2 separate regions of the Homo sapiens genome follow, and region 1 is linked to region 2. The links are chromatin loops, found by intact Hi-C in ENCODE. Cell type or tissue: GM12878. All regions are shown on one strand. Links, peaks and the distances in the headings refer to the core of each region. The heading gives the core; the rest is flanking DNA. Region 1 has its middle 230 kb from the start of MIR4303. Region 2 has its middle 130 kb from the start of TRD-GTC1-1.

The links. Peaks named below come from ENCODE experiments on the same cell type or tissue, not always from the same donor. Only the 100,000 strongest peaks of a DNase experiment are listed, where the experiment ranks them.
Region 1: a loop joins it to region 2, with 2.4 times the contacts of the local background. A loop is called at or near these places in 13 of 110 quality-filtered maps.

What each region holds. Positions count from the first base shown.
Region 1 is chr12:98,215,888-98,231,354 of GRCh38, reverse strand. No RefSeq gene overlaps it. Among named protein-coding and RNA genes, the nearest start is that of MIR4303, 230 kb to the right of the region's middle. RefSeq lists a cis regulatory region at 3,770 and enhancers at 3,686-3,855, 8,938-9,107. In GM12878, for the core only: no CTCF peak of the experiment used is centred there; a DNase peak (open chromatin) is centred at 6,324.
Region 2 is chr12:98,364,976-98,380,442 of GRCh38, reverse strand. No RefSeq gene overlaps it. Among named protein-coding and RNA genes, the nearest start is that of TRD-GTC1-1, 130 kb to the left of the region's middle. In GM12878, for the core only: a CTCF peak has its summit at 7,283 (motif pointing right); a DNase peak (open chromatin) is centred at 7,286.

The DNA of each region.
Region 1 (15,467 bases), core at 2,127-10,126, 150 kb after region 2:
TTTAACACTATTTTATATAGCTCCTGCACATTTGTTGTAAAGTTTATTCATAAGTATATTACATATATTTTTGCTTTTGTAAAATGAGGGTCTTTCCCATTATTTCTTGTAATTGTTATGTGTATACATGAAGGCTATTGATTTTTATATATTAATTTTTTTAGCAGTACCATACTGAATTCTCTTAGTGTTTATAATAATTCCTCAGTTTATTTTCTTGGGTTTCTAGGCAATCATTTTATTTGCAAATCATTTTTTTTCTGTCATTTATTTCATTTACCTAATTTCATTGCCTAGCTAGATGCTCCAGGGTAATATGAAATATTATGGCACAAGTGAACTTGTTCTAGATTTAGTGGGAATCTACTAGTATTTCCCTATTAATCGTGATATTAACTTTTGTGTTAATATATATGTTTACGTATTTATCATATTAATGAGGTGTCTGTTAATATTTTATCAGTTTTTTTAAAGTTAAGAATAGAGATTATATCTTATCACATGACCTTTTAGTACCCATAGAGATGGTCATATGTTTCTCCTCTCATCTGTTTAAACAATTTTTACTTTTTAAATTTGAATTTTATAAATAGATTTCCTAATATTTAACCCTAACCTTCCTTCAATTCCAGAGTAAATTCCCTTTGGTTATGATGTTTTATCCTTTTACAATGCTTTCTGAATTCTGTTTCTCCATGTGTTACAGTACTTCTACATTAATATTTGTAAGAAGGATTGGTCTTTTGTTTGAATTTTTAAAAATTGTGGCATAAATGTTATGTTAGCTTCTTGAAGCTCTTTTTTTCTATGTTCTGGAAGAATTGTCATTCTTTGTCTTGTCTGGTGTTGTTTGCCCTGGCCATGATTGGATTTTTAATTATTTAGGGTATGATATTTTGGGGTCAATACGTGTTTAATTACTGATTTGCCTGGAGTGAATCACTCAGCCAAATATTTTGCCATACAGAATTTTTAGCCACTTAAAAATACAGCGTCATATCTCGGCACAGCCATGCTTACTCCATCCTCCTAAGCCAAAATGGACCACATATTGACAAATCCCTACCAGTCCTCCAAGATCCTGTTCAAATGGCACCTTCATGAAGCCTTTCCTGTTCTTCCAATTCTTAGATGGTCTCTTTCTTTGAGGATAATTTTCCGATTTTCTTTATAATTTTTTTATGACACATCCCATTTTTCACATATTTTTCAACAGATTCATTAAATGTCTGCAGACATTAGACAAAATGCTCCCATAATGCTATACTATTTAATCCTTCCCACAGTCCTAAGATTTGAACACTTTCCAGATAAAGGGATGCCAATCTAGAGAGAGTCAATAATTTTTTTTTAGGTTACAAAGCTGATAGGCTTCAAAGCAGAAATGTAGCCCAATTCTGTCTGATTCCAAACCATATACTGTTTTCACCAGATCATGTTGTTAAAATAGAAGATCATCTTTATGATTATTTTGGGCATGCTTCTTTCTCCTCTATGAGATTCCAAGGCCCTGGGTCTGGACTGTGTCTTATTTCTTCTGGAATTCCCTATGTCTTCTTGCACATGGGAGGAAGAAAACAAAAGCTGATCAAATTGCTAGAAGTGAACAGAGCGAGTATCTCAAATTTCGTTCCAATAAAGCTTCAGAATGAATTATGGAATTTTGCTCATGCATTTAATCCCTATTTATAGTCCATTAATCCACACATTTATAAGTTCTTGGTGAAAGGCTTTTCAGAAGGATTTTTGAAGCTATGGAATATGGGGTTTGCTTTCATTGCCATCCAACTGTGGAGCATTCTGGTGGATATTCTCTGGGGCTAGGTCAGTGGGCAGAATTTCCAGTGTTAATTATCTGCATCCTATCTTGATGCTGGAAAACTGCAAGGTGTTGCTTGTCCATCACCTCCGGGGTGCCTGATTGCTTTCCAGGCAAGCCAGAGCCTCATCATACTTTCATCTAGAAGCGACAGCTTCCTCTTTTCAGTTCTCATAGAACTCTATCTGCACCTCTCCTTTGACCATCTCTCACTTCCTACCTGGCATTACAATCGTGTATGTGGATCTCTTATTTCCCTGATGTGTGGTAAGCATCTTAAGGTCATGGACCATGTCTGATTCATCCTCATGTTCCCCACTGTGCTCACTGGGTGCTTGGCACATAGTAGGAGCTCAATACAGTTTAAAAAAGTGATTAAAGTAGGTTCTAAATTCAGCAAATATTGCTCCTCCTATTTTACTGGTACCATTTCAGCATTTTTGCTGCTGCCCACTATTCATATGGGTGGTATGAGCTGAAATTGCTGAAGAGAGATGTAATTTCCCTTGTTAATATAATTACTACCATATATTATCACAGCGCTAAAGTCATAACATTCTCATTTTCAGTGGCCTATACACATCACCAGAATTATCTCTGGAGGAGAAATTTATCATGTTTGTTTTCAGTCTCAGAGTGAAATGCTGCCAAGTTTGGTGAATACGTGCTCAGCCCCGTTTGAGTGACAAGTGAGTGAATAAATGGGGACATTTCACCTCTCATGAAAAAAAAAAAAAACAACAAAAACCGTCAGGCTCTTATTTGCATCCAGATAATTTATTAACTGTTTGGATTCCTAATTCAGGGCAGGGGGAGGGTAGTGAGCATGCTTTTCTCTGCGGGTCTTTCATAGTTTGGGAAAATAATAAACGAGGAGCTGAAGAACCTGGAGAGGAAGGGGGAGGGGAAAGAATATTTACATTTTGCTCATTATGAGGGCAGCAGGCCCATCTGGGGCAGGCTAATGGCCTTGTCAGCTAAACTGAGGGTAGACAAGGACAAGATTTTCAACTGTGAGTGTGTGATCAGCCTGTAGTAGTCAATAACTCTAAGACATGCTTATTTTTCGTTTTGGGGAAAGAGATTCTGCTTCTAGCAGTCTTATCTCAGCCTGGGACTTAAAGGGGTCTTTAGCTGAAGCAAGACCAATCTGGTCCTTGTCATGTTCTTGGGTGGATAGAAGTGGGGCATCTAGGCTGGGTGTGGTAGCTCATGCCTGTAATCCCAGCATGCTGGGAGGTCAAGGTGGGAGGGTCACTTGAGCCCAGAAATTTGAGATCAGCCTGGGCAGCATAGTGAGACCCCATTTCTACAGAAAATTGAAAAATTAGTTGAGCATAGTGACATGCACCTATATTCCTATCTACTTGGAAAGCTGAGATAGGAGGATTGCTTGAGCCTAAGTTAAGTTAATGTTACAGTGAACTATGGTTACACCACTCTACTGCAGCCTGGGTGACAGAGCAAGACCCTGTCTAAAAAAAAAATAATAAAAGGCAGGACATCTGTTCTGCACTTTGGTATTGCTACTGGAAGGTCAGCCATGAGGTGCAGGCCTGGCGCTTCTGTGGCCATCCACGTCCTCTACCCAGAACTAGCTGAAGACAGCACCAGTGACAAGGTGGGTCCCTGCAGGGAGTCAGGGCCTCTCATCAGGGAATCTAGGCTGCAAGAAAGTGGCAGAGGCAAGTTCAGAGTCCAGGAGCTGGGGTATGGCTAGGATTTTAATAAGCCAAGAGAGGGCTCCTACAAAGAGACAGAACCTAAAATAAAGGGTTCCCAAGGAACAGACTCCAAACTTGGGCACTAGAACTTGTAACTACTTTACGTCTCCCTCAGAAACATCCATTTCCTAGCTGCATCATCTCCAAAGTCCTTGGCCTTGACCCTTCCTAGCTGTTCTTCGACTGCAGTGGCTTTCAATTCTGCTGTGCATTAGGGTTGCGCTGCGGTGTGTTATGCTAGGGAACCTATAAAAGAGAGATGTCCTGTCTTCTTCCCTGGACATGTATGTGTTTGTATATACGTGTATGTACACACAGATACATATTTTATAAATATAATGCAGACGTACACAGTTATGTATTTACCCCTAGGAGATTTGAATGCATAGTCAGGTCAAGAACTGCTATTAGATGTTGTGAGAGGAGGAAGTAGAAGCTTGAGCATCCCCTGGAGGCCAACAGGAACATTACCGGAACAGAAGCGCTCATGGCAAGTTCATAGCTTACAGCTACTATTTATGAAATACGGACTCTGTGCCAAACACTTTCTTTATGAACTCATCTGATTTCATATGTCTCTACAAAGTAGATTTTATTAATGCTATCTTAGAGATGAGAACGCTAAAGACCAAGGTCCCACAGTTGAACTGGACCTTGAACCCAAGTTAGGATGGGACCATTGCTTCCTTGATCTGCCTGATTCATATGGTTATTGTAATGATTTCAACCTGAGTTATAGGTTATTATAGTTTTAAGTTTAAGAGTTTGGGCTCTAGAATCAGACTTAAATATATTCAAATTCTGGCTTTGCAATTTAAAGCTAGGTGATTGGGACAAATTACTTAACTTCTTTGACTGTATTAGTCCGTTTTCAAGCTGCTGATAGACACATACCTGAGACTGGCTAATTTATAAAGAAAAAGAGGTTTAATGGGCTCACAGTTCCACATGGCTGGGAAGGCCTCACAATCAAGGTGGAAGGTGGAAGGTGAAAGGCACATCTTCCATGGTGGCAGACAAGAAAGAAGTGAGAACCAAGTGAAAGGGTTTCCCCTTATAAAACCATCAGCTCTCATGAGACTTATTCACTACCATGAGAACAGTATGGGGAAACCTACCCCATGATTCAATTATCTCCTACCGGGTCCCTCCCACAACATGTGGGAATTATGGAAGCTATAATTCAAGATGAGATTTGGGTGGGGTCAGAGCCAAATCATATCACTGACCCTCAGTTTTCTCACCTGTACAATGGGAATAGAATGGCTGAGATGCTTAAATGAGATAATTCTTGTGAAGCTTGTAGGATACTGGCTGGTTCAAACTAAGTAACTAGTAAGCATTTCCTGTTATCATCAGAACTGTCTCAGGAACCAGAAGCAGGTTAGGAAATACAGGTGTCGAGCTTAGAAACCCAGCTGTGAGGAACTGGAAAACATATTTCAGAAAGATGTATGGGGCATGCTGGTGCAGGCTTGTATGAACTTTCTATGCCAGTCTCGATAGGTTAGGACATGGGAAAAATGAGGAAACCTGCAAATAAAGTTAATCAATGATGCTCTTAGGTGCCTCCTTTCCCAAATTCCTCCTCCTTGAAACCCCTCCCCCCATTGCTCCTCCATCCTTTCTGTCTAATATGCTCTCTGCCAGCTGTGATTGAATGCTTGGATCCAATCTCAGGTGATAATGGCTTAAGAAGGTACCTGTCCTAGGAGTATTTTACCTTTTTTAAGAGATTCAATTAACCTTCAAGACCTGAAAGAATTAATCTGTAATGATATAATTTAAGGCCCTGTGAGGGGTAATGGGAAAATAGCATTGGGCGGAGGCTTTTTCCTTTGGTCATTCGAAATGGAATGCTGCTTTACCTGCTCAAGGGACTGCCACCAGATGGTCATCTGGATGGCAGGGACCACCTCCAATTTATCTTAGAATCCTCCCAAGTCTTGTGTTTGGCCGTAGGGACACAGTAAATTCTCAAAATCTTTTTATTGAGTAAAATTTACAGAACATATTTAGTTGTCATCTTAATGTTGCTTCTGTTTAGGTATTCCTGAATGCTTAATAAACTTTACTACAAGGTTTTGAAATGTGAAAACAATTAGTGAAGTAAGTGATTAAATTTTATACCCTTAATCATTTTAACTTTTTTACTCTGTGTTCATTTTTTTCACATGCATTCATTCAGCAAATGTATATGGAGTGTCTATTCTGTGCCAGTCGCTGGAGGAAACGTTTTGGGTTGAGGGTCTTCTTTCCAGACTCTTTGGGCTGGTTTTCTCCTAGTCTTCTTGAAGTTGGGCCATCTCTTTTTCAGCTCTTTCTTCACCATGTGAATGCCTAGCTTTTTGGATCTAGCTGTTCAGGCACCCTCTTTCTTAAGCTCCTGACTCTTTCCTAGTCTCACTGTAAGTGTATCTTGGAAGGGTGTTTATATTCTATGTATTCAAAAAAGGAAGTAAAAAAAAAAATCCATCAACCCTCAGGTAACAGTTAAATCTGATGGAGATTTCACCAAATGAATTATGGAGTCCATCTCTTACTTTTATTATTTAGAACCTAGTCTTGCTGTGACTCTTGGTGAACTTGCAGCTCTGATGTTAATAAATAACTCATCCTCGGTCACTTAGCTGGCTTCCAAAGGAGATTGTGTGCAGAATGTCCCCCCCACACCCCGCAGCTGTATTAGTGTGTGTTGAGGCCAGCCCTACATTTGGAGTAAAGGGTGAAAAAAACGTTAGTCATTGAATTTTCAGTGATAGTAGACCAGAGAACAATAACTTTGCATTTTGACCATTTTCACACATGTAGTTTTCACTTTCGGTTGCATTCATTTTAGTTTATTGTTTCAATTTTTCATGTTGGACAATTTTGACAGTTGAGAAGGCAGTGACTCTGGGGACCAGCTGTGTGAGCTTTAAAATATGAAAAGGGGGAAGGGATGACTGCATGATGACAGAGAGCAGAATGAGAGTAGTGGGGCCAATGTGGGAGGGTATAAGAGGAGACAGAAAGGCAGAGGAGACGACAGCATGAGGAAAAATGCCAAGTATGGAAATAGATGTCACTTCTTCCAGGGCCTGGCCAAAGCTCATATGATACTCTGTTATAGCCTTTCTGCAGCAACAATGCTCATTCAACATTGATTTATGGTGTTTGGGTTTACATAGCCCTGGCCACATACTGCAGAAAAGCAGATCACATGGAGGGTGGGTAGGGGAGAAAAATGTTTTAAGGTGCAACCCCTCTCTTGGCTATTTCCTGATTCTCTCTTGGGGCTGCTTTGTGAAGTGAGGTGGCAGAGGTAGTCTTTTTGTGCTGAGTGGTAGTAGGTGGAATGGGAGACGCATAGACTTTGGAGCCAAACAGACCCAGGTTGGAGTTCCAGTTCTGCCACTCACTGGCTGTGCCACTTAGGCCAAGTGGCTTCACTTCCCTGACTCTTCAGTTCGAAATCTGTAAAATGGAGATAATAATAAACATCTTGTAGGACATCAGTAACTATTAGCATTGACTTATTGCTGTGGTGGTTAATTTTATGTGTCGACTTCTTCACTGAACCACAGGGTGTCCAGATATCTGATTAAACCTTACTCTGGGTGTTTCCAGAAGAGATTAACATTGGAATTGGTAGACTGAGTAAAGCAGATCGTCTTCTCCAATGTGGGTGGGCATTGTCGAATCTGTTGAAGGCCTCAAGAGAACAAAAAGGCAGAGGAAGGGAGAATTTGCTTTTTTCTGCCTGACTGTTAGAGATGGGGCATCAGTCATCTCCCTGTCTGGGACCAGGATTTATACCAATAGTGCTCCTGGTTCTCAGGCCTTCAGACTCATACTGGAACTACATCACTGGCTTTTCTGGGTCTCTAGTTTACAGATGGCTGATTGTGGGGCTTTTCATCCTCCATAATGGAGAATGAACTCTTCATAAAGGAATTGAGCATGAGTCAATTCCTTATAATAAATCCCTTTAAACACACACACACACACACACACACACACACACATACACATTCCAATGGTTCTGTTTCTCTGGAGGACCTTGATTAATACACTTACTAATCTATGAAAATGGCAAATAATCAGTAAACAGCAGCCATTTTTAAGATAAGGAGTCCTATAAAATAGAAGCAAAGGTAATTTAGTTTTACCTGAGCTGACTCTAATTATGGGTGTATGTGAGTTGACAAAATTTATGATCACCTATTTTTACATATCCTTGTGTAGGTGTATTTTGACAGTAAATTCCTTTCAACGAGGATCGATAGAGTACCTACACTGTTACAAGCACAGTGCATATAAACAATGGTAAAACAGAGGCTCATGCATTCTAACAGCCACAAATAAGCAAAGGAAACAGATTTGCATATAACCAACTGACCCAACCAACCGACCATCCAACCAACCAACCAACCAACCAACTAGCCAACAATAAGACAAATGTTAAGTTGGTTGGTTTGAATAAAAGACTAGGCAAGCTTGAAAATGGAGGTGATTAACTTTGTCTGTGTAAGTAGGGAGGACGTGAAGAGTAAAAATTTACTAGGGTTGAAGGAGGGTGGGTTATCTATTCAGAGATTCCAGGTTCAATTAAGACTTGGAGGACTAACTTGACGTAGTTTACGTGGAGGAGTGGCCAGTAGACTGGTGTGGTGGGATTGCTGGGCACTTGGGAAGGAGTACTGGGAAGTAAGGTTAGAGAGACAAATTGGGGCCAGAGTCTGAAGAGAAAGACAATGGGTTGCAAAGGTGGTGAATGAATGCAGAGTTGGAAAATATCCCCCAAAGGACAGGACTGCTGGAGAGAATTAGAGGAAGATTTAATAGTATTCAAATTCATGAGACTAGTTGTTATTCATCTTAGTACAAGATAGAAGGAAAGGAAAAGTTCAGCCTGAGAAAGTATATAACACTAGGAATTATATCCCGACTGTGAGGCTGGGCATCCCAGTGTTTTCTGGAGAAGAGTGGGTAGAGGATTCCCTGAGAGCAAGCTTGTGAAATACAAGGGGTCCAAAGTTTCCCAGGTACGTTGCCATCCCTGAAACACCTTAGACAGGTTTAACTACACTTGTTTTGCTGGGACTTCAGTGGCATGGATCAGGAAGAAAGGGGAAGCAGCTGAACCCAGTATGACAGGGGCTGCAGAAATGCTCTGATCATTAGCTAGTCCAGGGCACATGAACTGGGCCACCATGAAGGCATTTAGAGGAAGGGGACTGCCCAGTGAATGAGTGCCCAGCTTATACCAGGTGCACCATCCTCAGAGGCTAAGGCAGTTTGTTCAATTCCAGACAGTCCCCTGACTGGGAAGTCAATGTCCCTAATGATTTCCTTCTTTCGGTCTGGAATGATTCAGAACTGGGTTAGATTGAGCCTTTCTTTTTGGCAGACAGTCAGCAGTCATCTTCTTTCCCCTTTTTAAAATGCCTGTAGAATAGGAATACTGTTATGGAAATTAGTTAGCAGCTGCTCTACACGAATGTTTAGAAAATTAATATTACTCACATTATACAGTATGGAAGCAGAATTTTAATGAAGCACAGAAACTACAGGCACATTGACCCTTTCCCCTTATCAGAGAAATCTCAGAATGCCTCACTTTCCTTGAGAAAACTTCTCATTTCCACTAGGCTTCTATAGGCTTATTAGTGACAAAAATAGCACATTCACAACCCAAAGGAGCAAATATTTCAGAACATATTGTACTAAAATATGACAGTGTCAGCTAAACCATTATCTATACTTATTTCTCATTATTAATTCTTAACAGTTAGCTGTTCTTTGTTGCATGGTAACCGGATTTGCCATACTATAAAAAATGCTTTAAAGTCCTAAGTGTCAGACTTTGTTCGCACTAATTCTGTTAGAGATGATTGTTATTTGCGCTACAGACTGCTGGGGATGTGGCCTGCATTGAGTAAGAATATGGGATAGGAGGGAATTGGGGTGAAGGTGGGATGTCATAGGGAAGGAGAAAATAACCCACGAGTCAACTCAGAAAAGCCCGTCTTTGCAAAGTCGAACCTAGAACCACCTACCAAGGTCAATACATGTGGCCTCAGTCAATACTGAAAGACCAGAGGGATTTAGTTAATGGGGTCAGGAATGTTATCTGAGGTGTGTGAGACCCCTGGAGAAAGGCTGCAGAAGGAAATTTGAGTGAAGAAGGCAGAGAACAATTAGGGTTGAGGGATAAAAGGAATCCGGCTTGCAGGGGGTCTTCAGCTGGCATGATGAAAAGGAACACGCAGCATGAGTCAGGAGCAGCCCTGGGACATGTTCCAAAGGTGAAAGAACATCTCAATCAAAGGAAGCTCAAGAAGGAAAAAGAACGGCAAACTTCTCCAACAGGTTGTCTGCATTCTAAGTGATTTATGATTTCAACCCATGCAAAAATGTGATGTTCTCTGGTGCCAGGGAACAGCAAGGGTGTTCTTGCCAAAGAAAAGCATTGTTAATGTTCAGGGAGGTGTAGAAGTGGTGATTGGGGGGTGGGGGGCGGGCGGCGGAGGGGGAAGAACCAGAGCAGTGGATCAAGAGCTGGGAATTACATGGAGAAAGAGGTTTATTTGCATTTTGTGGAGAAGTTTGCTTTACACAAATGTGCTATATGTAGTGTCCTGTATTCATTATTCAAATATACTACTATCCACCTTGGGAAGAAAGCGTGTGTGTGTGTGTGTGTGTGTGTGTGTGTGTGTGTGTGCGTGTGCATGTATGCATGTGCCCAGATATCTGATGCTGGGTGTGGGTAGGAGGCTGCCAATCTTTGTCCTCACCACCACTGAAATTTACTGAGCATTCACTGGATATAGACACTGGGTGTTGATCCTGAATCTGGTGCTTGTTACTTGTTACAAGTGATACTTGTTAACTACAGTATGACACTGAAAAATCCACAGTGGTGTGCTGGTGCCAGCTCATACCAGCTTGCAACCTGACATCAGGTTGGTAGGTTGAAACCTGCCATGGTAGGAATGTTAATGCCACAGAAATTGGCAAATGTTGCAAACAAGGCTTTCCTTGTCTCTGCACCTCTATCCAAAGAGCTGGGTGGTAAACATTTACCAGCACGTCGCTGGGTTTTTGCCTTTCAGATGCAGAGGAAATAGTGAAAGGAAACAGCTTCCTTCAGAGACAAGTATAGCTACTCCCAACTCCTTGCCTGTTCTTCCACATTAATCCGCTGTTCGAGAGTGGCAGTTGGTTCACCATGGAAAGAATATGAGCACTGCCATCAATAGACCTGCACTGGAATCCCCACTCAGCCATGTGTTTGTGTTACTGCCTTAGCTGAGTTATTCAGCGTGTCTGCGTCTCAGTTTCTTTCTCTGTAAAATGGGGAGATAGTATCTACCTTGCAATGCTGTCAGGTTTAGAAACCGTATCTCCATAATGGCTGCATTTGCTAAATCTCTGCAATTTACTCTGAAATGCGTTAAAAACGATGGCTTGGTAAATGGATAGTGAGATGGATAGAGGGATGGATGCATGAAAAGGAAGTATTGCAAAATAGTAGAATCCAGGTGGTGAGTAGATGGGTGTTCACTGTAAAAAATTGGTAACTTTTCTGTAATTTTCATAAGAAAATGCTAAAACAAACGAAGCCTATTAAATAGTAATATTGACAAAAATAACAACAGTAAATCCTAACAATAGTAGATATGACTCATCCTGTCACTTTCCCTCTCCTTCACTCTGTTCCAGCCCCAGTGACCTTACTGGTTTGGAATATTCCTGTCCCTTCTGCACTTGTTTCCTCCCACCTAGACTAATGCTCTTCCTTCCCGGATTGCTCTTCAACCCCTTCAAGTCTTTGTTCACATTTTACCCCCTTGTTTGGGCCTTCACTGGCTACCTGTTTATAATGGCACACTTCACCCACTGGCATTCCCTATCTAGCTTGGCTTTATTTTCCTCTACTTATCAAAATCTGCCTTACAATATATTTTACGTAGTTTATTGTCTCCTTGCATGAGAATGTAAACTCCATGAAGGCAAAGATTTTTGTTTAGTTGGTCGCTGCTGGATGTCTAAAAGAACAATGCCTGGAATGTCATAGGTGCTCTAAAAATATTCCCTGAAAAAGGAATGAATAACAGCCTTGGCTGACTTACGGCTAAGCCCCAAATGAAGGCAGCTGTCTCAGTTTGGGTTCTCTCTGAAGCAGATTCTGATATAAGAGTTCAAATGTGTAGGAAAGAAAAATGATTGTTTCTTCAACCGTCATAATTTCTTGGTTGGAATAGACCCCTGTAACAGATAAGAGAAAAACAGTTTATTAACATACATATTTTATGTAGATGGGAGACACCCAGGAAATGAGTAGTTCTCAAAGAGGTGGCTTTGAATTCCAGCTTAGGTAACATCTTCAACAAAGAACAGTTACCTTTTTAGAGAAGGAACAACACAAAGGAAAGGATTTTGAGTTTCTGGGGGGCAGCAACTTGGGGAAGGCAAATAACTGGCAGATAAAGGCTTGTTAGTAAAGCTGGTTAATAGATATTCCTCTGGTACCATCTCTAGGCTGATAAGGGTCTAAAGTTCTTCAGTGGCCAACGTTTGTTCTTCCTGGTAGAAACGGGGGCCAGGACATCTTTTGTCTTTGTAAATCTGTGTCCTGCTTTTACGCAAATAGAGGGAGAACAGAGAGCTTTCCTGTATTTGTTGCTTCGAATGGTCTCAGATCATAATCCTTACACCAGAAGAGGCGTATTTTGGGGTGGCATGTTTCTGGTCTCCTGGAAATGCAAGTAGATTACTTGGAAGGTGATCCCAGGGTACACTGATTAGAGAGTAGAGAATTGAGACACAGCTAATAAAGAATATATTGTCAGGCAAGTTACCACTGTGAGAACCTGGAACATCCCCGGGCCACGGTAGAAGCCAGTATAAGACATGCACCTCAGAGTCATCCTGTGGGGTTTTGGAGTTGGGGTATTTATGTACCAATTCCTATCCTTAGTTGAGGGCTGCTCCCAGAGGTGTAAATTTCCTGACACTTCTGTGTGTTCGGGGAGAAAAGGTATAGAAAGCCAAAGAAAATTCTTAGGCAGGGGACGCAAATGCCAGCCTTTAGAAATCAAGCTGGTACGTAAGGAAAAGGTATGGCGTGGAAGGATATGGGTGGAGCATCCACAGAATCTGCCTTGTCACCCAACATTTTAATGCATTGAGGTCTCCAAATCAGCATTATGAGTTCGTACTTCACATTAACATCACTGATCCTAGAAAAATTCTACAAAAAATCTGTGCATTTCCTCCTTAAAACATTCCAACTTAATTTTACCACTTAGATCCTAGATGTTTTGTCAGTTAATTAAAAAAATCAGAGCTTGTTTAGTATATGGAGGAGAAATTATTGTTTTTTGCCTATTATATTAAGATAGTGTGTTCTTCTTTGGCAATGCCCTAACTAATATTAATCTCACACATTAAATAGGAGCTTCCAGAACAAAATAATATTCATAGATCCAAAAGCAAATGTGCTGACATTTTAAAAATTTCCCAAAATACCAACGAGTTCCAAACTGGAATTAACTATCTCATAACAAAACCTCATGTTTCACTGATTGCTGCTTATGGCTAAAACTAATAAGTTGGGCCAAAGGGAGAGATACAGATCCTCACAGTATAAACAAACAAACCAAATTACCACTCCTAGAGACAAAAGGTTATTTGGAACTTAATGATAAGGTCACAAGGCTTGAAAGAAACATAAACACTTATGACCTTATCTGTCATTTTACCTAAGACCACACTTAATTTTTATGTATATAAAGTTAAAGCACTATTCAGTTGAGTGACCTTCATCTGAATAGTTTGCATTGTGGAAATCTAAAAAAGGATAGAGTGGCTGGGCTCGGTGGCTCACGCCTGTAATCCCAGCACTTTGGGAGGCTGAGGTGGATGGATCACGATGTCAGGAGTTCGAGCCCAGCCTGACCAACATGGTGAAACCCCATCTTTACTTAAAAAATACAAAAATTAGCCAGGTGTGGTGGCGCACACCTGTAATCCCAGCTACTCAGGAGGCTGAGGCAGGAGAATTGCTTGAACCCAGGAGGCGGAGGTTGCAGTGAGCTGAGATTGTGCCACTGCACTCCAGCCTGGGCGACAGAGCGAGACTGTCTAAAGATTAAAAAAAAAAAAAAAAAAAAGGATAGAGCAAGATGTTGAGCGGATATGTAGCTTTTAACTGGTTGTGTTAAGAGGAGCAGTAGGGAAAAGATCTCCTTTTTAGTAGGTAGGCAGATTTGCATTCAACTTCCTTTCCTTCCCTTCATTCATTCTGCTGCATACTAGAATGTGACCTTGGTGAGTTATTAATCTTCTGGTTTTTCAGTTTTCTTCAGCATGAGAATGGGAACTGTAGTACCTCACTCCCCACCCTATCACCTGCCTTTCCTGCTCTTCCTACCATGGATGAAATGAGATCATATATGCAAAGTACTTAGTTGAGTGCTTATAAGAATATCTGTGCTTAATAAATACTAGCTAATTTTATCATGTCCATTCACTCATTTGTTCAGCTATATATATATATATATATATATTTTATTTATTATTATTTTTTTTAATTTTTTATTTTTGAGACAGAGTCTTACTCTATTGTCCAGGCTGGAGTGCAGTGGCATAATCATGGCTCACTGTAACCACCTCTTCCTGGGCCCAAGAAATCCTCCCATCTCAGCCTCTTGAGTAGCTGGGACTACAGGCATCTATCACCACATCTGGCTAACTTTTTGTATTTTTTTTGTTTTTTGTAGAGATGGGGTTTTACCACATTGCCCAGGTTGGTCTTGAACTACTGGGCTCAAGGGATTTGCCTCCCTCAGCCTCCCAAAATGCTGAGATTACAGGCATGAGCCACTGCATCTGGCCCTTAGCAAATTTTTATTGAGTGTCTACTATGTGCCATGTATTGCTCAATGTTCTTGGGATACATCAGTGAGCAAAAAGTCACAAAGATCCCTGCTCTTAGGTGTTTATGTTTTAGTGGGGAGAGGGGATATAGCCAATAAGCAACTGATAGAGCAGATAAGTAAATGATGCAGTAGATTAAAGAGAATAAGTGCTATGGGAGAAGGAAAAAAGCAAGGAAAATGGGATCAGGAGTGTCAGGAGGAGGACATCTTGTAATTTTGCATATGGTGATCAAGGTGGGCCTTACTGAGAAGGTGGCACTTGAACAAAGATTTGAAGGAGGTGAGGAAATGGGCTGTGGGTGTCTGGGGAAGAGTGTTCCAGGCAGAGGGAATGGCCAGTGCAAAGACCCTGAGGACTCTGCATGACTGAGAAATAACAGGAAAGCCAGCTGGGTGAAAGCAGAATGAGTAAGGGGTGGGATGGGGGAGCAGGTACAGGAATATGAAGTCAGAGAGTAATTGTTGACTCAGAAAGAGTGAGTTGATCATATAAGGCCTTGTATACCATCGTGAGGACTTTGGTTTTTAAAGCTAAGTAAAATTGGAAGTCACAAGGTCACTTTCATTGCTGTATTGAGAATAGTCCTTTTGGAGAAAAGGTAGATGGTTGAAGGCGATTGCAGTCATTTAGGTGAGAGATGGTGGTGGCTTGAATCACAGTGGTAGCATGGGCAGTAGTGATAAATAGTTGGATTCTGGTCCTAGTATTTTAGAAGTAGCCCAATAATATTTCCTAATAGGTTGGATGTGGGGTACTAAAGAAACGAGGGCATCACGGACAACTAACCAAAGGTTTTGCTTGAGTAACTGGAAGTATGGAATCAGCATCAGCTGAGAAGAGACAAGCTGAAGTGGAGAGCATCTGGGTGGGGGTTGCATCTGGATATGTTTTTAAACATGCTGAGATTAAGATGTCAATTGAACATCCAAGGGAAGTTGAGAGTTTGAGTCAGGAGTTCAAGGGAGAGACCTAGGCTGGAGGTACGTATTTGG
Region 2 (15,467 bases), core at 3,753-11,752:
CTATTAATAGTTTCCAAGATAGAATTCACACCAAATGCTATACTATCCTCTGCTCCAAAAAGCAGACGTGGGTTTTCTGTCTTATTTGTTGTGATGGGTTTGTTAATTGGAGTTTTCCTTTTAGAACTGTCTAGAACTTTTCCAATTTAAGTGATTCTGAAATGACATTTCCAAAACTAACCTAAGACTTTTCTCTGCTGTCCCTAGCTTCACCTCACATCCCCATAAAAGCACACCCAGGCTTCATTACATTTACCAAGATAGACTCAAATAAATCCTACTGTAGATAAACAGCCCACAGAATTAACCATGGGTGAGTAGGCTGGCTCTAAATGTACTCTTTAAAGGGCATGCTCTTTAAGGGGAGAAACCAACCAGGGAATGGATTTGGAGATAATTTGTGTCTTGCAGGTGTGGACTGATAAGGCACACAAAAGCTCAACTTTATGATTGTAGAAAGGCAATATGCCTGTCGTCAGTGTAGCCTACATAAGCAAAGTCATTTATCAGAGCAAGATAAATTTTTCCAGTTATTTGTCAGGAGTGAAAACTAATAGGTATAATAATAATACAGTAAAATTTGTTAAGTACTTGTTGTATATATTATCTCTTGAGTCTTTAAAGCTACTGCATGTGATAGGTGTTGCTGTTCCTATTTTACAAGTGAAGAAATTAACACTCATGAGGTTTACTGATTTATCTCAGTTTCCATAGATAGGAGTTAGAGTAGTGGTTCTCAACCTGAAGGGACACTTGGGAATGTCTGAAGACAACTTTGGCTGCCACGGCTGGTGGTGGGGTGGGAGTGGGGAGGAGATACTAGTGGAATCTAGTGGGCAAAGGCCAGGAATGCTGCTAATATCTCCTATATGAAAGAATTATGTGGTTTCAGTAGTGTTGAGGTTAAGAAACCCTGAGTTGGGGAAGTGGCAACAAACCAGGTTTTTTGATTCCTAGTTCAATACTTATTTCTCTACAAGTTTTACAAGACAGTGGTGTAGTAGAACTGCTGTCAGTAGTCCTAAGTTTCTCCAGGCTGACGTTGCTCTGGCAGTACATGCTGGTGTCATCTGGAATCATTTTAATGGGTTGTTGGGTCCACTCCCATGGTTTCCTTCAGAACAGGTTGTAGGCTATTCTGAATATCACCTCTGGGTGTCTCATGACCAAAATTGGCAGTATGTGATTTTTAGGTAGTTAGAGGAAGAATCTCCTTATGATGGAGCCAAGAGGATATCTTGTGGAGAAAAATGAACTGGAAGTTAAGAAAAAAATCTCATTTTGCCCACCCATGTAAATAATAATTATCCATATATACAGTGCTTTATCATTTTCAAAGCACGTTCATATTCCTTCAGCAAATATTTGTTGAGGAGAAAAAAAGTGCCAGGTTCTGTTCCAGTTCTGAGCATTCAGTAGTGATGGAGACAAAGTGCCTTACTTTCTGGAGTTTTTTAATGAGAGGCAGAAAATATGCACAATAAAACAAGTAAGTATCAAAATACCAGGGAAGGTAAGTGCTATAGAAAACAATAAAGCAGAGGAAGGAAACTAGGGAGTATGGTGTTGCCATTTCACATAGGAGGGCAGGAAAGGTCTAACAGTATTTTTGCATAGACATGAGAACAGGAGGCAGGGAATCATCTGGATATCAGGGGGAGGAGGGTTCTGGGAAGAAAGAACAGCAAAAGCTCTGTGATTGGTGTGTGCTTGAGTGCCAGTTTAAGGAACAGCAAAGAGACCAGTGTGGGTGAAGTGAAGTGGGCAAGGGGGCAACTGTGAGGAGAGGGGCCATAGAGCTAGCAGCAGATGGACCTTGAAGCCACTGGGGGACTTTGGGTTTAACTCTGATTGAGATGGGGAGCTATGGAAGAGTTGTGAGCAGCGGAATGACATGATCAATCATAGTGCCATGATTGCACATAGTAGATCAGTCCGGCTGCTGTGTTGAGAACAAACTAGAGGAGTCTAGGTTTACAGTCAGGAAACCAGTTCCAAGGCTACTGTATCAATCCAAAGAAGAAACAATAGTGGTTGAAACCAGAGATGTAGCATTGGAGGTAGGTATATTTTGATGGTTGAGCCAACAAGATTTGCAGCATATATGGAGTATGAGATAAAGAGAGGGGAAAGAGATGGCGCCCAGGATTTTGGCCTGAGCAATTTTCCCATTTGAGATGGTGAGTCTGTAGGAGAAGCAGATTTGATGTGCAACATCAGGAAGTCTGTTTAAATGTGTTAGTGTAAGGTGCTTATTAGACATTAGTGGAGATGTTGAGTTATATTGCATGGCATATAGCATATCCAATGTTATAGCATATCTCTCTTTGATCAAAAGCCAGGATTTAATTAACATGACCATTGCTACAACATGATGGAACTGGGGTGAAATAGTACTTTATGTGATTCCAACACCAATGTCCTTCTACTGACAGAGAATTCTAGATATGAGTCAGTATATGGAAAGAATACCATACCTTCAAATACCTTCAGTTTCTAACAACTGTCTTTAAACCATGCTTCTCTGTGACCTTCCCTAAAAAGCAAGGAGTGGTCACATTGGGACAAAGGCACAGGTCACATCCAAATAAGACAACTTGATTCCTAAAGACTGCAGTGTGCATATGATTAACCAAGTTCCATATTGAACCCTTTATGTTTTACACATGTGAGTCCCTTGGTTTTCAGTGGCTGTCTTGCAAACAACATGCAGTTGAATTTTGAATTTAGATCTTATCTAAGAATGTATGTCTTTTAAAGAGGAGCATAGAACCTCATCACATTGATTGTGATTATGGAATGTTAGTTCTTACTGCTATCCTATTTTAGGTCTTTCTTTGTATATGCCTCCTTGACATTTCCCCCTTTTCCTTTTAAAATCTTGAGTCACTTTTTCATGTTTCTTTTGATCTTTTCCCTCCAGTGAACATATTCTATTTTTTTCCAACTAGTAGCTACCTTTAACTTAAATACATATTGAGTCTAAATTTCCTTATTTACATCAAGAATAAAACAGCATCTATTGCCTCTTCCCTTGTGAGATGAGATAATTTAACTTCCTTTACTTTCTTTGGCTGCTGAACCATTTCAAGGTTTTGGCCTAAGAAATCACAGACTAAGAGCATATGAGGCTCTTATTTTGCAAGAGGGGGAAACTGAGGCCCAGAGAAGTAAAAAGATTTACTTCTTCTGAAAAGCCCCATGTTCTGAAGAGAAGAATTGGAGAGCTAGACCCAGACACAGGGCATCTAGTCTATCCTTCACTGTCAGCTTGGACAATACTCAAACAGCCCTTAAAACTCTCAGACAGATGAGAAAATATGCTAGGTTTAGAGACTTAAAGAAAATGGATTTCTCAATTCATTGAATTTAGATCTCATCTAATTCTAATTCATCGTAGAAGTTTAAAAGCTTTTCAGGAAATTCTTCCATCTCTATAATAAATTTTTTTTTAGCCTATGTTCTATTAATCTTTCTGTTCATGACGGAAAGCCTTTTGCTTAATAATATCCCCTCAAATATTTGAAGACTATTCTTAAGTCTCCCCATAGACTCCTTTTCTCCAGAGTAAATAATCTAAATTCCTTTAAACTTTTCTCATAAATTCTTCTTCCCATTCTTTTATTAATCTTTATCACTTTCTTCATTTTTTTTCTATCTTGTGAAGCCAGGAGAGAACAAAGTACTATGATACTGATTGTATAGTTCACACCAAACTGTGAGTTGAGGGTGGGGGCCACTTCCTATTCAACTTTGTATTCCTAGATCAGAGGTCGGCAATTTTTTTTTTTTTTTTTCCTGAGGAGAGCCAGAGAGTAAATATTTTAGACTTGGCAGGCTGAGAGGCAATGTATTCTTTGAGCGACTATTCTCTCCAAAAGGCTAATACTCTGTTTTATATTTTATATTAAAAATGTACGAATCATTCTTAGCTCAAGGGCCATGCAAAAATAGTGTGGCTGGTGGGCTGCTGTAGATTACTGAGCTTTGCCTTAAATTTTAGCACAATACGTGGAGCATAGAAGGCATTTGATAAAGTTTGCTGAATAAAAGAATGCATGCATCTATGAAGATATTTCCATAGCTTGTCTTTTATATTCTTGTTAACACTTCTATGATGTTGCTGACTCAATGAGCTTGTCCACTAAGATCTCCAGATCTTCTTCTGTCATACATACATGGCCAGCGCTTTTGCATGCTGTTTGTACCTGGGAAGTTTTGTTGTTCTTCCCTTAATCTAAGCTGCAGTAGGGGTTCTCTATTAACCTTCATTTGCTGGTGGCTTTGGATCTCACCTTTAATTTAGTGAGGCTGTTTTGAACTTTTGTTTTTCCAGTGTATTCAGCAGCTGTCCTAGTTAGAAGTCATCTGTGAACTCAACAAGTAAGCCCAGGCAACTGATAAAACCAAAATGCTGGACCCAGTTTAACTCCTCAACTGGGGCTCCCAGCTCTGTTTTCATTCTTATGGCTTCCACCTGCCTTGTAGGGATGGGGGAGCTCATTTCTACTTATTGTTCTGGAATAGATTGGAAGGAATCAGACAGGTTCACAGAGAAGGCTGGCACTAACGACAGAAGGAAAAAACCCTTCCTTTCTTTCTTCTTAGTCTTTGGGCCTGTAGAGAACACTTGTCACAGCCTGAGGGAGAGCTCTGTATTAGAAGAATTTCCATTCTGAGTTGAATTTGGATGAAGCAGTCTTGAGCATCACAAATCCATAGCGTCAGGAAGATGGAGCTGCTTTACAGAATGCCTAGAGGCTGACCCCTGAGACTGAGCACATCCTCCTGCCACTGTCTCTTTGTCCCCACCCCAGTTTCAGTTGAATTAATTAATAGGTGCGCAGAGACTTTTCTGATCAAAGTCCCCTATTTAGCTGCAATGATCTTATGTGGGTACCTGTTATCTCTCTCCACTAGGGTCCAGTCAACAAGAAGCCATGTCTCTTCATTCCTCTGCATCCTGCCTTGGTACACAAAGGGGCGATTAGAGTTAGCCAGATGTGATGTCAAGGCTGATGGGAAACAAGGCAGGGAACATTTCTTTTCCTCCAAGCTCCTGACTAGCTGTTAGGTGGTTACAACTTTCAATCTGAGGGAACTGGGAAAAGCTTTACCCTGGTTCCCTAGAGGTGAAATATGTTACCTATAGCCCATTATATCCACTCTCGCTCCTCTCTGCTCCCCTCCCCTCTGTGTGGCTGAAATTGCTGTGATTGCTACCATTTAAAATGTCCTGGAAAGCTGCATTTATTTACAATTGCTTCCTTCTTAAACAGGTGGGGGAAGTTGCAAAATAGCTAACCCAGTGGTGGATCAATCTTTAACATTTCTTTCAAATGTGGAAGGAAAGAAGATGATGACAATTTTAAGGGTCTATTAGGTGGAAATGATCTACGAGGGATGGCGGACAGCTGAAGGTCACAAATCAGGCACTGCCTCTGGCTCAGTGATTCAGAAGAATAGTGGAATGGGAAGTGTGTTCCTGAGTTTTATCAGAGTCCAAGTTTAGGAATTTATCAACGTGTGCCTGGGATTTGCTGTAATGAGCCTCTTCACTCCTCTCATAAAACAAACCGGTGTCTGATTAAAGCTGGCGGGCCTTCCTTGGATATAGAAATGAATTCATTTAGAATTTTGGGAAAAACATCATGTCTTTGTCTGGCTTAACTGAAAAATAGCCTCATTGGTATGTGGGGATCATGCTTATTCCCCACCTGGTTAAAAGATAATGTCAATGCCATTGAATTTTCATATTTTCTATCAATAATGTTTGGAGAGCCTCTTTCAAGGTGTTTTCAATTCTATACTTTCTCTTTTTCTATTTTTGTCAGCGATTTTTCTTTACCCCGTGTAGGGTCAGGATGGACTCAGCTATGCTGCAGTAGCAGAAATACTTTGAAATCTCACTACCCAAAGACAATAAAGGTTTATTTCATTCTTATACATGTCCATCACATTCTGCATGGCTACCCTCCACGTCGTTTTCTCTCAGTGACCCCACCACCAAGAGCAGGGTTTGGCAAACTTTTTCTGTAAAGGGTCAGACAGCACAGTACACAGCTTTGCTGGCCATGTGGTTTCTATTGCAGCTGCTTAACTGCCATTATAGCATGGAAACAGCTGCAATGTGTAAAGAGATAGGCATGGCTGTGTTCCAATAAAATTTTATTTATAAAAACTGACAGAGGACTGGATTTGGTCTGCAGGGAGTGTAGTTTGCCCACCTTGTGGTGGCAAGGGGAAGGAAATGTGGTGAATTTTGCAGCGCTTCTTTAAATCTTAACTTCCACTCACATTTTATTGGCCACAGCAAGCCACAGGGCCACATCTAACTTCATGGAGGTACAGAAAGTGCAGTGCTCATTTGTGCCCAGAAGGAGGAGAACCAGAAACATTGGTGGACAGCACCATTGAAGACACATTCCTTTCCTATTCTTTTTAGAAAAGTCTGGTATTTCTAGATTAGCACTTCTTCAAAAAGCATCCATTAACTGCAGTCTACATGTTTTACAACTCAGTTGCTGTGATCGGAACTAAACAAATTTAGGAGATGAACAGGATCAAATTTCCAGGAGTCATTCTAAATAGTAAGTATGTGACTTCTTTTGACAGAGTCTCGCTCTGTCGCTCAGGCTGGAGTGCAGTGGCGCGATCTTGGTTCACTGCAACCTCTGCCTCCTGGGTTCTAAGCAATTCTCCTGCTTCAGCCTCTGGAGTAGCTGGGATTACAGGCACGTTCCACCATGGCCGGCTGATTTTTGTATTTTTAGTAGAGACAGGGTTTCACCAAGTTGCCCAGACTGGTCTCAAACTCCTGACCTCAGGTGATCCACTCGCTTCGGCCTCCCAAAGTGCTGAGATTATAGGTGTGAGCCACTGTGCCCGGCCGTGACATTTCTTTTCTTCAGACCACCAAAGTTCTGTTTGGGTCCCTGAACTGTTCTGGTGAGATTAGTTTCAGCCATCCAACTCATTCTCAGGTGTTTAGATTTCTGGTTAGATTTCTGAATCCAGACAGTGACCATATCCTCCCTTGCCTGTTTTTGTTTTTTGTTTTTCCTTATAAGTCACAGACATCTTGCACTCTCTCATCCTTCACTAGGATAGGACTGAGCCTGGGTCTTGCAGACCACATTGGGGATGGGCAAACTCTTTCTGTATTCCCAGGGGAGACAGCAGTTCCCACCCATGTGCCTCTGGAGCCTTCCCTTGTCTTTTAGCATCCATTTCGTTATCTCCAGGTTTGCATATTAGGAAAGGAGATTTCACTTCATCCAGAAGAGGGCACTATGCACCAAGTCTAGAATATTCAGTTCCTTCCAGTGGAGGCACAAATTATGGGATTAATGAAACCCATATTCAAACCCTGAAACTATAGCACCTATCATAAAACACAAACCAAAATACCACATTAAGAATGTACTCTACAAAAAGAGGAAAACAATGCAATTTCTTAGCAACTTGTACATTTCAGAAGGTACAAACTGCTTTGTTAAATCAACCAAACAATTTTAGGGGGTGCTCCTCTTCCTTTCTTACTGACTTAGGCTCTTTGAACCAAAGCCTGCCCTACAGTTGGCCACTTACACGATGTCCTTAGAGCCTTGGGGGCCAAGGCTGCAGGTTTGGTCCTGTTGAAAACAGAATAACTTGCTTCTTTCAGGCATCTTCTTCCATTAGGGAGTGAATAACATGTCAGAGAAACTTCATGCCAAATGCAGGCGAAAAATGAAATACAATAATTCCCTATGTGCTAAAATGGAAGATGCCAGTGTTTTATAATATGGAGAAAGTTTGAATGGGGAACTTAGTGATTATACACTTTTTGTCCCATTCTCTCGGTCCATTTGTACTTAAGCATCATCTCTCTGTGGTGTGTTCTTAAGAGAATCACCCAGACCCTCCCCCAACCTTTTTTTTTTTTTTTTTTTGCTGCAACTTCCTACTTAGCTGCTAAGCGTTCTCCTTGAATCTTGACTATGACTATCACGTTACTGAGCCCTCCCTGCTTCAGTTTTCTTGTGTGTAAAACAGGCATAATTATAGTGCTTATCTCTGAAGATGTCATGAGATTTTTATTATCATGCATTCTTTTGTTGTCTCTTCTCAAAAGTTTGCAGACTGTTTTAACCTCTACTATACTTTTTTTTTTTTTTTTTTTTTACAATGCTGCCATGTAACTGTCTCTGGAGTAAATTTATTCTCAGGCATATTATTTATCAATCAAACATAAGATATTAAATATTTAAAGGCAACTCTCTGATGGTATCCTTCTCTTGGGGTGAGGTATATACAGACTTTTCCCAATTAGTCTTTTTATTATCACACAGAGCACTCAATATATGCTTCATGGCCTATGAAACCTCTCCAGTGGATTTTCCCTGAAATGCTATCCCTTGGAATTTTATCCCCTTTCTCTGGTTAAGTTCCTGGATTAAGTCAGGTAAAAAAAGATATTAGTAAGATTACATTAACAGCAGATGACATTAATTTGCTACTTTCCATGTTCTAGGCACTATGCTAAGGACTTTATGTATATTGGTTTATTTAATCCTCATCAAACTCTTATGCAGTATCTCAATTTTACAGATGAGGAAACTGAGGGTGAAAGAAGTCTAGCAACTTGGCACAAATCACACAACTAGAAAGTGGCAGGAGAAGCTGGTCCTGCTCATGGTACATTGACTTCCGCCCTACACTAGATTTTCCTAAAATGTGTTTCCCTGAGGAGAAAATCAATATGCAAAAACAGAACTCTGTCCCACAATCTGCAGCAACCAGCCTTGGAAACTAATCTGTTATTTTTAGTAACTAGCCCAGGAAGTCAGCCTGCTATCTCTAAATCAACTTGCAGGAAGTCTGACCGCTGTTTCTAGAAACTGGTCCAGGAAGCCAAACAATAACTCCTGTAGCCGTTGGCCCCAAATTGCCAAGCTTGATTAACAACTGACAGTATCTCTAATTTTTGTCCTTGTTTCCAATTTATAAATATCCAGAGTAAGCCAAATATGTCCCATACCCATCAGGTAGGATGCCCCGCTTGTAGTTAGCCTGCCTCCAGCTTCCCCAGGCCAACAAGCCTCCAAACAGGGCACACCTGAAGCCTTCCCTTTTCTCCATGATGAAGCTTTCTCACTCCTCTGCCTTTGAGTCTTTGCCAAATGCAAGTGATAGTGGCTGGTTCCCTTGCTATATAACAAGCTCTGAATGAATAAGGAGGCTTTGCTTGTTCTTGTTTGGTTGGTTTTCATTTGTTGCCACATTGGTCACCATGTATTTTCTTTGGTCTATGCTGAATCTCTTTCATGTCCCACATCAATCTACCTACTATGCTGATTTATGTGGTTTCATGTTAGAATAGTCTTTTTTTTTTTTTGTATTTGGGTTGACATTTCAACTGCAGAGAATTCTCAGTCTTTCTGTCTAAAATTGCTCATGTACAAACTTAAATCACGATGACTTCATCCACTGATGAATTGTGTTTCTATAGCTTTAGCTACTTCTGTTCCAATTTGCTATTACAGTTGCCTGTCCACTGCTTCTCTCAAATGTTCACTTTGGTTCAGTGTCTACTTTGGTCATTAGATAATGCCTTCACCTTTGCTGCTAGAGAGAGGATTTTTAGACATCTGACAGGCATTTTTAAGAAAGAAAGCAACTTCGGTCCTGAGCACTGCAGATCTTCCCCACTGCTCAGAAATCTTCTGTATTGTGGCTGCTTCCTTTGTCACATGACTAAAGCCTGTCCCTTCTGTCCTGCTCCAGGGATTAAAAACAGTCCAGCTGCTGTTCAGTCTGGGATTTTCATGTCCAACTAGTTCACGTGTCTTCCAATACCATGGGTTGAAAAATAAACGTAGTGTAATTCTGTGCAGGTTGCATCTCAGCTAGAAAGTGTGGATTTAGTCCTAAATTGTATTATTTGTCAGGGTAGTTGGGCTTCACTCTGGGTTATGCAAGAGCTGGTTGTATAGCCTGGACCACTTCATGGACACTTATTGTGTGTCAGGGATTGTATTAGAGAATAAGGAAACAAAGATGTATGAGACTCTGCTTCCTAGGTAGAGAGACAGGCCATGCACAGAAAAGATAGGCTATAACACAAGGTCTTCTACTCTAAGTGTGACATTAGCTACTTCTCTTGTTGGCGCCAACAACAACTGGGTCTTATCCAGTACTAGCACTTGTTTCAGTGTAGCGCAGTGCAGTTGAAGGCACGTTTCTATTTAGCTCACTGAACTGTGATCCCTTGATAACAGGGACTGACTCTTGTCTACCTGCTGTGTTGCCAACAATCTAGCCGGTACCTCATTCATAGTAGGCAGGTTGACGGTCTGAGCTATTTGATCAAAAAGAAGTTCAAGTCGCAGCTCTTTTACATATTAATTATGAGAACTAGGGCAAGTTAGCCTTTCTAAGGTGCTGTGATTTCATCTGTAAAATGGGGACAATAATAATTACTGCAACCCACTCTACCTCATCGATCATTTCCACATCATTGGCATGTATTACACACTCAATATCTTCTGCTATAATTATGAATTCAATTACCTTGAAATTCCAGTGATACAGATGACACATACTTAGAGTTGAGAGGAAGGAAGGATTGCTAAATCACATCCTGAAAATTGGGTGTTATTCTGGGGTGGAAGCCAATTGAACCCATTCCAATGTTACATGGCACGAGCACAAGCCATAATGTTATGTAGTGCTTCTGAATGGCACACGGTAAAATAAAAGCTCTTGCTAATGATAGGGGCATGAAGAACATGAATTCGTTACTTAAAATAGGAATGGAAACATTTGGGCATGCCCATTTCACATCAAGAGTACTGGCAATTCATCCATCCACAGATGCATGGCAGAATCCTGATTTATTTATCAGTGCTTCAGAAGAAAGGTCTTGGTTGTGGGGAGAGTTGAATAAAGAAGTTGATGGATTCTAAGGAAGGGAAGAATTTAGTTAAATACATTTTGTAGGGAGAGAAAACTGGGAGGGGCTCTAAGCTTAAATGCTCCCATTTCACATATCAATGCTGTGAATCTCAATTTCCCCAAATGAGGCTAATGCTATGTGAGAATTGAATGGGGTAACAAATGTGAATGTACCAGTGCAATGCCTAATATTTCTTGAATACTAGAAATAGTCGAATATTATTTTTCTTTTTCATTCTTTTGTGATAGAAATGGTAACACTGGGAATTGTGCAGTATACTAGGGCATATATAAGATGGGAAATGAGTGTATAAAAAATCATCATTATTTTATTCAGAAACAGTGTGGCTGAGTCTGCTAATTTTCCTCCAAAATCATTCTCCTTTTTTTCTGTTGCATTAGAATCCTTCATTTTAGATGGGCCATGTCTGCTTGGAATAACAACTCCATTTCCCAGTCTTTTTTTTTGAAGCTAGATGTAGCCATAGACAATGGGCTGTAAGAGGAAATAGTGTGTGCAACTCATCAGATGTTTCTTTGAAGAAAGATTGTGTACTCTCTTCCTCCCCTTTCCTTCTCTGCTGCCCGGAGTGTTGATGTGGTGCCCGGAACTGCATGGAGCAGTCATCTGGGCCCCAAGGTGAAGGCCTTGTTTAAGGATGGAGGAGCCCGAGTTTCTGAGGACTGTGGAGCTGCCAGCACTGGACATCCAATGCTTATTGGAGGGAGAACATACATCTGTCTTTCCAAAGCCAAGTGGGCTTTAGTCACTTGCCGCAAAACGTGATCTTAATCCTTATTTCATCATTGATACAGTCATGGAAAGACATGGCTTTAAAAGGACTTCAACATTTTAAGACACAAAGTCAAGGCCCAAGAGGAATGTGGGTTCCTTACAATAACTTATTTTAAAAAATGCCATCCAATCAAAATAAGGAAGGAGAACAACCACTTCTATTCTATTGGGTTCCAGTATGAAGGCTGGCCAAGTCAAAGCTTTGATTTCACATAATTTACTTATGAAAGAGACATAGATAGTGTCAGCATGCACAGGTTTCTATATTCTAAACTTCGGCATCAATTTGGCCATTGCAGTCTGAAATTGCCAAGAATCATAAGAGGATGGTAAAATAATGGGACTTCTCTTTGGACTGGATTTTGGAATGATGTGTGGTAGTGCAAATATCATAGCTATGGATTTGATATTTGTGCTAATGCATTTTAGAAATCAGGACCGTATTCACAGCATAATCATATCACTTAGCATTTGTATCTTATTGCTGACAATTTAGTAATTTTTAATGATTTGATAACATTAAAAAGTAAGTGGTCTAGAAACTATTTTTTCCCCTCAATTTCTGAAATAATAACTTCATGTTTATCTGCTGTCCATGGTGCAGATGCTGCTGGCTCACCCTCTAGGGAAGGGGCCCATCTTAATTGTAGTAATTAGGTTTCACGAGGTATTAGTTAACCTGGAGGCTAAAGTCAGTTGGAATTATTGTTACGAGTCTTCCTTTCCTGTGTATCTCTTGGTCATCCATTAATATGGAGACCCATTAGGGGTCGTTCAAGCAACTGCTGGGGCTAGCCCTGCTTCCCACTATCAACTGCTGGGGCTAGCTCTGCTTCCCACTATCTCTGCAAAGGGTTCCCCAGTATTCCAGCTGGAAGTACTTTTGAATGGATTTCAACAGATATAGTAGGTACCACTCAACTTGCCCTTCAATTTAGCATTTTGTATTTTAAAAGTGCACTTCAATGGCTTTATTTTTCTTAATTGTAGCCAATGCAGTGTCTTGCATATAGTAGGCACTTAATAAATGCTTGTTAATTTTTCCCCAAGGGGCAGGGTTGGCTGAGAATGGATGTTGGGCAAAGTGGGCTTCACTGTGGTCATATTTTAAGTATGATGTTGGTTCTAAGTATAGGGTGAGTTTTTAAACTCTGAATGGTTAACTTATCACAAATGCCTCTTGCAGATCACTCCCAGTGAGGTAAGTGGTTAATAACAGCTTGACTAGTAAATGCTAGTGATTTAAAAAAAAATGTTGGCCAGGCGCGGTGGCTCAAGCCTGTAATCCCAGCACTTTGGGAGGCTGAGGTGGGCGGATTACCTGAGGTCAGGAGTTTGAGACCAGCCTGACCGACATGGAGAAACCTGTCTCTACTAAAAATACAAAATTAGCCAGGTGTGGTGGCGTGTGCCTGTAATCCCAGCTACTTGGGAGGCTGAGGCAGGAGAATCGCTTAAACCTGGGAGGTGGAGGTTGCGGTGAGCCGAGATTGCACCATCGCACCATTGTGCCATTGCACTCCAGCCTGGGCAACAAGAGAGAAACTCCATCTCAAAAAAAAAAAAAAAGTTAACTGAAGAGGATTAAATTTATCATACTTCTGAGTTAATGGTAAATTAGCATCACTGTTATGTGCACGGTTCCTTTTATTTGGCTGTTTATTCTTTTTTGTCCCATCCCCATTTCCTATGGCCAGTCATCTAATGTTTTTAATATGCATCTTTTCATTGTGTGGTGTTTGCAAAATATAAGAATAATAATAAACACTTATATAGAACTTACTTTGTGCCAGGCTTTGTTCTAAGTCTTTTATGTGTAATCCTTCATTTAATTCTCATAACAACCTTATGAATTACTTACCTTTATTATTCCCATTTAATTGATGAAGGAACTGAGGTATAGAAAGGTTAAGTAACTTGCCTAAAGTCACACAGCTAGTAAGCAACGGAGTTGGAATTTGAACCTAGGCAGTTGAGCCCTGAAGTCCATGCTCTTTTTTTTCCTTTTTTCTTTCTTTTCCTTTTTTTTTTTTGAGGTGGAGTTTCGCTCTTGTTGCCCAGGCTGGAGTGCAATGGCGTGATCTCGGCTCACTGCAACCTCTGCCTCCCGGGTTCAAGAGATTCTCCTGTCCCAGTCTCCCGAGTAGCTGGGATTACAGGCACATGCCACCATGCCCAGCTAATTTTTGTACTTTTAGTAGAGATGGGGTTTCATCATATTGGTCAGGCTGGTCTCAAACTCCTGTCCTCAGGTGATCCACCCACCTCGGCCTCCCAAAGTTCTGGGATTACAGGTGTGAGCCATCATGCCGGCCAAAATCCATGCTCTTAATCACCAACCACACAACTGAAATGTATCCTGTGCTTTGTGTGTATGTATTTTTAACTTCTTAAAATGGTATTGTATAAATAACATTGTCATAAATCTTGCTTTGTTTCTTACTTTTCCACTCAGAACTTTGCCTTTAAGAAGCATCCATGTCGCTACGTCCACTTGTGATCCATTCAGCTGATTGCTGTACCCCAGGGTGAACATCTATCACATTTTCCCTCTCCACTCTCCCAGGGATGGTACTCCAATTTCCTGCCTCCACAAATAATGCTGCAATGAACATCCTCCCTCAGGACTTGTGGGAGAATCTCTCTGGGATCTAAACCATGGTTTTTCTTCATGAACTAAATGTGTGCCTTTTACGAAACATGAGGCTGGTAAATGTAGAACAATTTTTTTAAAAAAGTGACTTATGCCATAGCAGTCATGTTTCAGGCACTGTTCCAGATGTAGGATCATCTCAAAGTGAAACAAAGGTATTCATTTACATGAAATCAGAATCCTGTTATTTACTAAATAATCACTTGGTTTATGTTTATTTACGCACTCATGTGCTAGTATTGGAAGGCTGACATGGCATAGCTAAGGCATACTTGCTCCCAGCATAGTAAGATGATAAGGGCTTGGATTTGGGGTGACATTGGTGCAGAGGTCAGATTTGTTGCTTGCACCTGTTTGAATAGCGTCAAGTTCCTTAAATGCTCCAAGGCTCAATTTTCTCATGTATAAAATGGCAATAATTGTTTTTTGTGAAGATTCAATGAGATAGTGTATGTAGAGAGCCTAACACAGAGCCTGGCATGAAATAAGCACTCACAAAGGTAGGATAATCCCTCCCCTTGGAAAGCTCCCAGAAGAGTGGAGGAGCTAGATGCAGACCCAGATATTCACAATGCAGTGTGTAAAGTGGTAGTGCAACATGGGCAAAGTGCATGGGAGCACAAGAGAAAGACAGTGAATATTACTAATTGCCATTGATTTCATGCCTACCTTGTTCTAGATACTGTCTATATATGATTTTATTTTTTCTGGCTCTCTAAGGTGAACTCACTATTTCTATTTAATAGAATTAGAAACCAATGCTCAGTGACAACTTCCATTCAAAATCACTTATCCAGTTGTTGTACAGAAAATTTGAATCCCTCTCTAGCTGATTGCAAAGTCTGTGTTTGTTTCAATGACACCAAAGAAAAGCTAGCATTTGGTCTGGATCATGAAGAATGAGCAGGCATTTTCTAGGTAGACAGAATATGCAAACATTTTCCTTGGCACCTTGACTTTGGGGTCTTTCCAAAGAACTGGATTTTTTTATTTATTCATTATCATCACGTGTGTTTACCCAGAACTTACTGTGGCTGGATGGTAGAAGTGCAAAGACTAAGAGATAAGGTCTCTGTCTTT